Linked DNA regions of Homo sapiens: region 2 is linked to region 1. The links are chromatin contacts, found by Hi-C or POLR2A ChIA-PET in ENCODE. All regions are on one chromosome and are shown on one strand. The core of a region is the stretch at or near the end of the contact, and the rest is flanking DNA. Distances in the headings are between cores, read along the strand shown. Region 1 holds the start of TMEM140 (transmembrane protein 140). Region 2 holds the start of SLC35B4 (solute carrier family 35 member B4).

Evidence for each region. A loop is a pair of places that touch in the nucleus more often than their neighbours do. ChIA-PET counts read pairs that join two places held with the same protein, here RNA polymerase II (POLR2A). Pooled maps may share reads with other maps.
Region 2: a loop to region 1 is called in a map of CD8-positive, alpha-beta T cell, with 7 times the contacts of the local background. The contact joins the promoter of SLC35B4 here to the promoter of TMEM140 in region 1. A Hi-C loop is called at or near these places in 3 of 168 maps with a recorded cell type or tissue (CD4-positive, alpha-beta memory T cell, CD8-positive, alpha-beta T cell and naive thymus-derived CD4-positive, alpha-beta T cell), 1 of 37 single-sample maps with no recorded cell type and 12 of 50 pooled maps. POLR2A ChIA-PET finds 5 or more read pairs at or near these places in 3 of 52 experiments (CD4-positive, alpha-beta T cell, CD8-positive, alpha-beta T cell and endothelial cell of umbilical vein).

What each region holds. Positions count from the first base shown.
Region 1 is chr7:135,146,448-135,151,001 of GRCh38, forward strand. It overlaps TMEM140 (transmembrane protein 140), which reads left to right and starts at 1,625. Exons shown (of 2, transcript NM_018295.5): 1 at 1,625-1,823. It also overlaps a transcript of CYREN not described here. RefSeq lists an enhancer at 1,404-1,903.
Region 2 is chr7:134,314,456-134,318,622 of GRCh38, forward strand. It overlaps SLC35B4 (solute carrier family 35 member B4), which reads right to left and starts at 2,475. Exons shown (of 10, transcript NM_032826.5): 1 at 2,220-2,475. The coding sequence starts at 2,296. RefSeq lists a silencer at 2,016-2,185 and an enhancer at 2,266-2,995.

The DNA.
Region 1 (4,554 bases), core at 375-2,874:
AAAAATGGTGCCAATAGACTTGCTCGATGCAAAAATGCCACAAATCCTCAATTTGTAAAAGATGCAGGATCCACAAAGAGAGATGCACAATAAAATAAAGTATACCTGTGCATATTCCAATATTGTAAACACTGAATATTGATTTAAACAAAACTATAACCAATTTGGATAGAGGAGGAAGAGAGGAAGCATACTTCTGGAACATGCAGTGGGGAAGAAGAAAGCTAAATCTTCACCTTTTATGGTTGGGAGTCAGTAGATTATGCCTGAAACTGAAAAATCAAGAAGTACCAATCCAAGCATGTTATTTAGAGAACTGAGGTAAATGCCTAAAGAATGAGCACAGGTGAAAGTGCTTGCCTCTGAAGAGGAAGAAAGGGAGAGTGTGGGACTGCCGATTTTCGTAAGTTTTGAAAAACTGACTCTTTGAAAACTAGGTACATGATAACCTTGAATAAATTTCATAAATATAAATATGTTTCTATCTCTTCTATATCACTTCACTCACCAGTATTGAGTTTTCAGAGTAACTACTGTATATTAGTATCTAAAAGTTAATTTTCTGTCTTAAAGGCATTAATATGGATGCTAGACTAAATATACAGAAATTCCACTTTTCATAATAATAGCTACCATTACTATGGTCCCAGTATTGTACTAAGCACTTATATTATCTCCAGTCCCCAGAGCAACCATGCAAAGTAGGTACTGTTTCCATTTTACAGATAAGAAATTGATGCTCAAAGAGATTAAATAATTTGCTAGTATGTAGCAGAACTCTCTGATCTCAAAGCCTCTGTTCTTCCTTCCTCCTGGATCCCATCACCTCTTTCTAGAGTTTGCGTTTAAAAGAACTAGGGGCAGGGGGAGGGCAATGTAGCAGTTCAAATAACTCCTCCTTTGGAGGAAGGGCAAGGAAGCAGAAGAGAACCGCTGAAGGATTCAGCAATAGCACTAGGTAGCAGTCTCATGTAACCAAGTTTAACCCACAGTTGAAATTTCCAGTTGGTCATGTGAGCAACGGAAGCAATTTTTAAACTCTGGCCAGGAGCCCCAATGCTTACAAAAATAAAAGCTTTGTTCGGCTCTTATTTTGAAATAAAATAGATGTTCCAGCTGCTCCAACATGGGCCTAAACACTGCAGTGAGAATGCTCAGGACACAAAGTTTTGTGTCCAGAGAAGCCCAGTCATCATTACAAAATTGATCTCTAAAAGGGGTTGGGGGACAGACGGCATAGCTGCTTCCCAAGGAAATGAGTAGGAGGTGACCTGGGTCCTGACTGCCACACTGGCTGGGAGCTTGGACCAGATGATCCTGATGGGTTTCTTCTGAATAAAATTCCGGGTTGTGTTTATCTTGCAGTTTAAATCACTGGGAGCTTCGAGAGTTCTTTGGCTCCTTCCCTTTCTGGAATTATTGTGTGATATAATCAAGACATTTACCTGGCTCTTTAAATCAGTTGGTTTGCCGGCTACAGTGTAGGTAAAGAGTATGTCATAATGGACAATAAAAAGTTGTTTACATACCTCATTTCTGAAAAGTCATGGGCCACTGGCAAGTTAGGAAACGAAAGTGAAATCAGCTGATAGTGACATCAGTCAGAACAAATGTACCAAAGTTCAGAGAGCTGTTTACTAGGCACGACTGCGAAGGCAAGGGGGCACCAGCTCAGGACTGCATCTGCCTGCCATTTCCCTTCCACTCCTCCTTTCTGGAGTCTGACATTAGAAAGCCAGCGAGAAGGAAGATTCAAACAACCAACCCTGATTTCCTGCTTCTCCTTTTCATGAGTGTTCCTGTGGTCTCTGCACCTCCTTTCTGTAAGTACCGATCCTGCAAGCATCACAGCTTACCCAGACGTCTACTACCTTGTAAGACAATTTTGTTTTCTTCTCAGATATTTCATGTTCTGGCAATCCACATAGGGGAACTCACTGGTTGTTCAGTATCTGTGACCCTCCCTCGCTCATGTCTGTATAATCTACATAATCTACCCCCTTTACTCTCTGCTCTCCTTCCTTCCACTCTTCGGCATCAACATGTGTAGCTCTGGCCTCAAAGATGATGAAAGTAAGGCCAGTATAACTGGTTAGAAACGATGCAGGGCTGACTGCACACAGCAGAGTCTTGCACGCAGTGTGTACAAGGACATGGCTGTGGCTTGTGCAATACACTGTTCATCAGAAATAGGTAAACAAAAGCAGGTCACCGACCAACACTAACTAAACCACTATTCAATGGTAGTTACGAACACATCATAAAACTTTAAAATACACACTGAAGATTAATATCAACAGAAAAACTTGTGTTCTTGCCTCAAAGAATGGGACCTAAGAGATGTTTAGATCTTATGTTAGTCATTAGACCAGATTGCTCCTCATGCCCCAGTGGAAATCCATGGTGGTATTTTAGTTCTCTTGATGCATATTTTAAGAGATTTTTTTTAATGTGGGCTTAGTTTCACTAATAACTTCCACTATGCTTCTTCGCCTATAAAATCAAAGGCTCCTTTGAAAGAGGGAAAAGACACATATTTCCTTCTTCCCTCATGATAACTGAAGAGCATTTTTCAGTATCCACTTACCATACCCCATTCCCCAAAATCTCAGGTCTGAGACTCAGTCCATGAGATATTTTTTCAATCTTGCACATATTCCCCTTTCTCAACTTTCTTTCCAGCTTAGTCCCTGCTTTATCTAATTACTAAGGCTGTTTTGAATGCCTGTTTTATAAATTTCTTTTTTTTTCATAAATGTAGCACATAATTCTAAAAATATTTTACTGCAAATAGAGAACAATTGCCTGTAATGTCACCACCCAGAGCTACCACAGCTAACATTAACATTTTCAAATACTTCTTTAGTCTCTTTCTCCTATGCCTCTTTATATGGATGTAGTCACACTATGTAGAGTGATTTTATACCTGCTTTTTCTAAAAGATGCATAGTATTTTATCCTTGATACATCATAGTTTACTTCTGATATTGGACTTTCAAGCTGCTTCCCATTTTGTGCCAAAAGTAATGCTGTGCTGAACATTCCTATGTATAAATTATTGACTGGATTTCTGATTGCTGTCTTAGGATAGATTTATAAAAGTGGGCCAAAGAGATATGACTATTTTTAGGGTTTTTAATGTTTATTGCCAATCTGCCTCCCTGAAAGTTTGTACAAATGTTCACATCCACCATCATTGTGTGAGAATGCCAGTTTAACCATATTTTTGGTATCATCAAGTGTTTTTACCTACAGTGTTGATAGGGAAACTCTGGTTTTTTACTTGGCGTATCTTTAATTACATTAGAAAAGTTACAGAATTTTTTTTCATGTTAGTTAACTACTTTGCATTCTTTGTGAATTATCTCTTCATATTTGTCCATTTTTAATGAGGTGTAATGTTTTTTGACAGTTTGCGTAAACATTTTAAACATTAAGTACATTAATCATTTCATAGTTGTGGTAGATATTTTCCATGCTCATTGACTTTTAATTATATTTATGTTGTTTTTGGTGAATAGAAATCTTTATTTTAGAATAGTTAAACCTGTGCAATTCTTTATTTGTAGTTTCCATTTGCTCTTAAGTTCCAAATTTTATTTTTCACTCATAAATCAAATATATCCTTTTTTCCAGATCATTGATTTTTTTATCTGGTTTTACCTTTCACTCTTGGATCCATGTGAAATTTATTTGGGTATGTGGAGTGAGATGAGGACCTAAAATAGTTTTGTTTCTCTTTTCTAGTTAGCTGATCAATTGCTTCAGTATTAGTTAATGAAGAACCCTTTCAGGACTCAAAACAAATATCTCTTCTGAAGAGAGGCTTTCCCTGACCCTATAATCTAGTCATCACTTCCTCCTGCCAGTTTCTCTCTCTCACTCACCCTGTTTATTTCTTTCCCAAACCTTTTCAAAAATTATAATTACCTTTTAAAAAATACATTTGGTGTTTGCCTTCCCAACTAGAGTACAAGCTCAATGAGAGCAGGCACCTGGTTTGTCCTGTGTGGCACTGATTCCCCAGGGCCTCTGATTCAGGGAGTCATCCAAAATGTGTCACTAACAGAGTTACAAGATGAAATGCTGACCCCACGAGTCGAAGTGGGTGGCAAATTGCCTTTGTAATTGCGGAAGAGAGGGCTGGTGCGGGAAAACTAACCATTGACAGCCAAAGGCAGTCACCAGTTTCTGGTACTACTGATTCTCAAACTCTGAATCTTGTGAATCTTGGCCGCCCACAAACTGGACCGTGGAGTCCTGCCAACAGAAACCAAATGAGATTAGCTGGACGTGGTGGCAGGAGGCTGAGGCAGGTGAATTTCTTGAACCCGGGAGGCAGAGATTGCAGTGAGCCAAGATGGTGCCACTGCATTCCACCCTGGGTGACAGAGCAAGACTGTCTCAAACAAACAAACAAATTAAGATGGCTCATTTGTAGACATTTTCTCATTTTTAAGGATTTTCTTCTCCCTCTAAACTTTTTGTAATCTTTGTTCCCACTTGGATTATCTGCTAGTGAGAGCTAATAGTCAACAAAACAATTGCACAAAT
Region 2 (4,167 bases), core at 1,225-3,724, 830 kb before region 1:
TGGCATATTCAACACAAATATTACCATTATTCCCTGACTTTCATTTCCATGGCTGGCCCGATGGTATCACTTTTTTATATTTTCTTTTTTTATTTTTTGAGACGTAGTCTTGCACTGTTGCCCAGGCTGGAGTGCAATGGTGCTATCTCGGCTCACTGCAACCTCCACCTCCCGGGTTCTAACGATTATCCTGCCTCAGCCTCCTGAGTAGCTGGGATTACAGGTGTCCACCACCAGGCCCAGCTAATTTTTGTATCTTTAGTAGAGACGGGGTCTTACCATATTGGCCAGGCTGGTCTTGAACCCCTGACCTCGTGATCCACCCACCTCGGACTCCCAAAGTGCTGGGATTACAGGTGTGAGCCACCATGCCTGGCCAACTTTTTTATATTTTCAAATCAATTGTTGCCAAAGTGGCCTTCCTTTAAAAGTGTATCAGATTTACAGTTGGATACAATTTTTTTTTCATTTTTTATCCCTCATCACCTATTCCCAAGTCAAATAACAGATCTTTATCAACACTTTCTGTACAATAAAATGTCAAGCTCCGTAACAGCAAAACTTAACCCCACACAGAGTTTACCTTAAGTAAACTGGTTGCTTTGGGATGATTTAATCAATGATATCAAATAAAATAAACTTCTAGTAGGCACCACATGAAGAACTGGATGACCAAAATCTATGGGCTGCTCAAGTTCAAAACTGGCAGGGAGGTTGAAAAAGGTATTGGACTAGGAGCTTAGATATCTTGGGTCCCATTTCTGGCTCTGCCACTTACAAGTAGTGAAGGGTCACCTAACTTCTTTGGACCATTTCCACTTCAGTAAAACAGTTTATAATTCTTGACCAATCTTCTGCACAGGATTGTTCGGATGATCAACAGAGATACAAGTTGAGTATCTCTCATCTGAAAATCTGAACTCTGAAATGCTCTAAAAAATATGAAACTTTTTGAGCACTGATATGATGCCACAAGTGAAAATTCCACACCTGACACCTTTGCTTTCTGATAGTTCAACGTATACAAACTTTAATTCATGTACAAATTATTAAAAATATTGTATACAATTACCTTCAAGCTAAGGTTATGTGTATAAGGTGTATAAGAAACACAAATGAGTTTGTGTTTAGATTTGGGTACCATCCGTAAAATATCTCATTATGTATATGCAAATACTCCCAAATCCAAAAAAAAAACAAAAAACAAAAAACACCAAATAACACCCGTTCCCAAGCATTTCAAATGAAGGATACTCAACTTGTAATGTATAGATTCAGAAACACGAGCTAGAGAACACTATAGGTATTGTTTTACTGCCAGGAAAAGGAGCCCAAGAGAGGCTAAGTGACTTGAAGGGCTACACAGCCAGTGGACGACGGAGCCAAGAGTGAAATTCACAACCCAGCTTTTTAGTCCTGGAGGCTTTTCCACACCACCTGTTGTCTCTTCTGTTATAGCTTCTATCCACTGAACTTTGCACATTCAAAGTGACCTCAAAGAGCCCTCTCAGGTCACTTGGACCAATCTTCTACTTGCTTTTTTTTTTGTCTTTTTGCAAGCCACCTCAAAGAGCACTCTCGGGTCACGTGGACTGATCTTCTACATAAAAATCTGTTCTACCGCATCATTTATGTATGTTTGGGCAAAGTACTCATAACCATTTCCAAGGCCAATAAAGCAAATGCTTTGCAGGATGCCGTAATAAAAATAAAACTTTCTTTGCAGTATGTACAAAGTCAGACTGCTTTACAAGTCAAAAACCTTTGCTCAAGTCCAGCCTGTGCCATTTAACAGGATCGAAAAAAGAGCTAGAGTTGGATGGGAAGGAAGAGAGAGTGGTTTGGTGAAGGAACCTTGGTTCTGACACTAGCTCTCTGCCGACCTTGGACTGGTCATGTGAAAAACTCTTCAGACTTCAATACCCCCCGAGTGTGGAAAAGGGGTGACGACAGCAACACCCTGAGTCTTCCCCTCGCAGGAATGCTTTGAAACTGTTAGGCGGGACTGCCGCCGGTGCGCAGTTTTGGGAAGCAGCGGACTCAGCGGGGTCCCAGGCTGCCCAGACAGGACGGATTGCTGGGGGGCTCAGGCCGTCCTGCCCCGGGCTCCGTGGGCGGCGGGGTGGGGACAGGGCGTGGGCGCGTCCCGGGGGGACCTCTCCTCTGGCTTCCTCCGCCCCGCCCCGGGAGACCGGGTGCGGCCCGAGCGGGTCACTCACCGGGCCAGGAGCTCTAGGAAGATCACGTTACTGCAGCAGCCTGCGAACACCAGGCCCACCGCCAAGGCCGGGCGCATGGCCGGTGCAGGGTTGGGGAAGCAAGCGCACAGAGTAAGCGCCCGCCTGTACCGCTACCCCAGGAAGCCGGCCTCCTGCCTCTTCGCTGCGCAGCACATCGCACCGTCCTGGAAAGCCGCTCTCACTGGGGGCCGCCGCGGTCTCCCCTTCTCCCGCGGCCAACACCGACGCTGCCAAGAAGCTGTAGTTCGCAGTCAGCTTCGGTCCCATTCATCCGAGGGGGCGTCCGAGCCCCGGCCAGACTACATGTCCCAGGATGCCGTGCACCTTTACCTCAGGATGCGACGTTCCCGCTTCCGCCAGGCAGCTCCGCCAGAGAGGACAGGGGGACGAGGTGCCCGGCATGACTCGCGCGATAGGCGGCCGCGGGTCTTGCTGGGAAATGAAGTCCCAAAGCGTCAGTGTTTCTTGCGAGACCGCCCAGAGCGCTGAAAGTAACTCGGCCGCCAGGGTCACAACAAACTTGCTGGCAGCGGCGGCACTAGAACTACAGAGCTGTGACTGCTCGTTGGAGGTGTTCTAGCATCTGAAACAACTCTGCTTCCTGAACTGATATATATATATGTATCTTTGGTGACTCTATTATGCTGCCAGGATTAAGAACCACTGAGAATTCAAGTAAAGCAATGGCTCTCAACCACGTCTGTACATTGGAATCACTTGGAGAGCTTTAAAGATGACTGATAGCCAAGTCCCACCCCCAGCGATTCTGATTTAATTAGGCTGAGGTGCAGCCTTAAAGGTGATCTATTGATATTATCCCTAATCCTAGCTCTTTAAGGTACTCCCTTCCTTTACCTCCGTGGTTCTCAAACTTAGCTGCGCAGTCAAATCACCTGGGGGCTTTGAAAACTGCCAACGTCCAGGCTCTTCTACTGGCAAAAATGCCAATATCAGCAATCAGATCTTTAATGGTGAAAAGAAGGCATACTTCCCTCTTCTTACAGTGGAATTCTCATAGCACTTACAATCTGAGCCATTCGACTTGACTCTTACTTACTCAATGAACAAATGTTTGTTAAGCACATATTACGTACATAAGCTAGTGCGGCACTATTCTTTATTTGTAAAATAGGTATGCACACTTTATCCACCCAGCAAGACTAGTTTTTAAGGGAAACGTGTTTACACTTCCTTTCTGCTTCCCAGTGTCTACTATAAAAGGTTAGCATCACTGCTCAGTATTTTACCACATCAAATATTTCCGTTGTAATTGAATCCAACAGCAATAGCAAAGTACACGGTACAAAGCTAGGTAGGATTTTGGAATGCTATATTGTTTTTGCTATTTCCTGTGAGACACGAACATTCTGAAGTCTTTCTCGAGATCTACAAAATAGTTTGGAATGCTTTTTTCCCAGTCCGTGACTGGGAGATCACATTGGAATCATCTGAAGTACTCGTTATCGAGTGCAGATTATTGGGTCTCGCTTTAGACCTACCAAGTCAAAATCCTTGTGTATGGGTTCTAGAAACTTGTATTTTTAACAAGCACTCCACGTTCTAATTCTAATGCATTCTAGAATTTGAGAACTGCTGCCTTAAAAAGGTGAGTAGGAAGAAGAACTAACATAAATAGAAAGCCTACTACCTGTGAAATTCAGTATTTAATGAGCACCCGTCTTGAGTTTGCACAGTGCTGGCACATTAAACAATGAATTATATATACATATATACACGTATATATACCAGTTATATTCATATACACATATATACACACACACATATATATATATATATAACTGGTATATATACAGGTATATAATAGTACCAGTTCTACCTCAGACCAAGTAAAGTGGACTATCTGGGAGTGAGGCTGAAGCAATGATAATATCTCCACCTCCACTATCAATAATCCTGCCAACAGGAA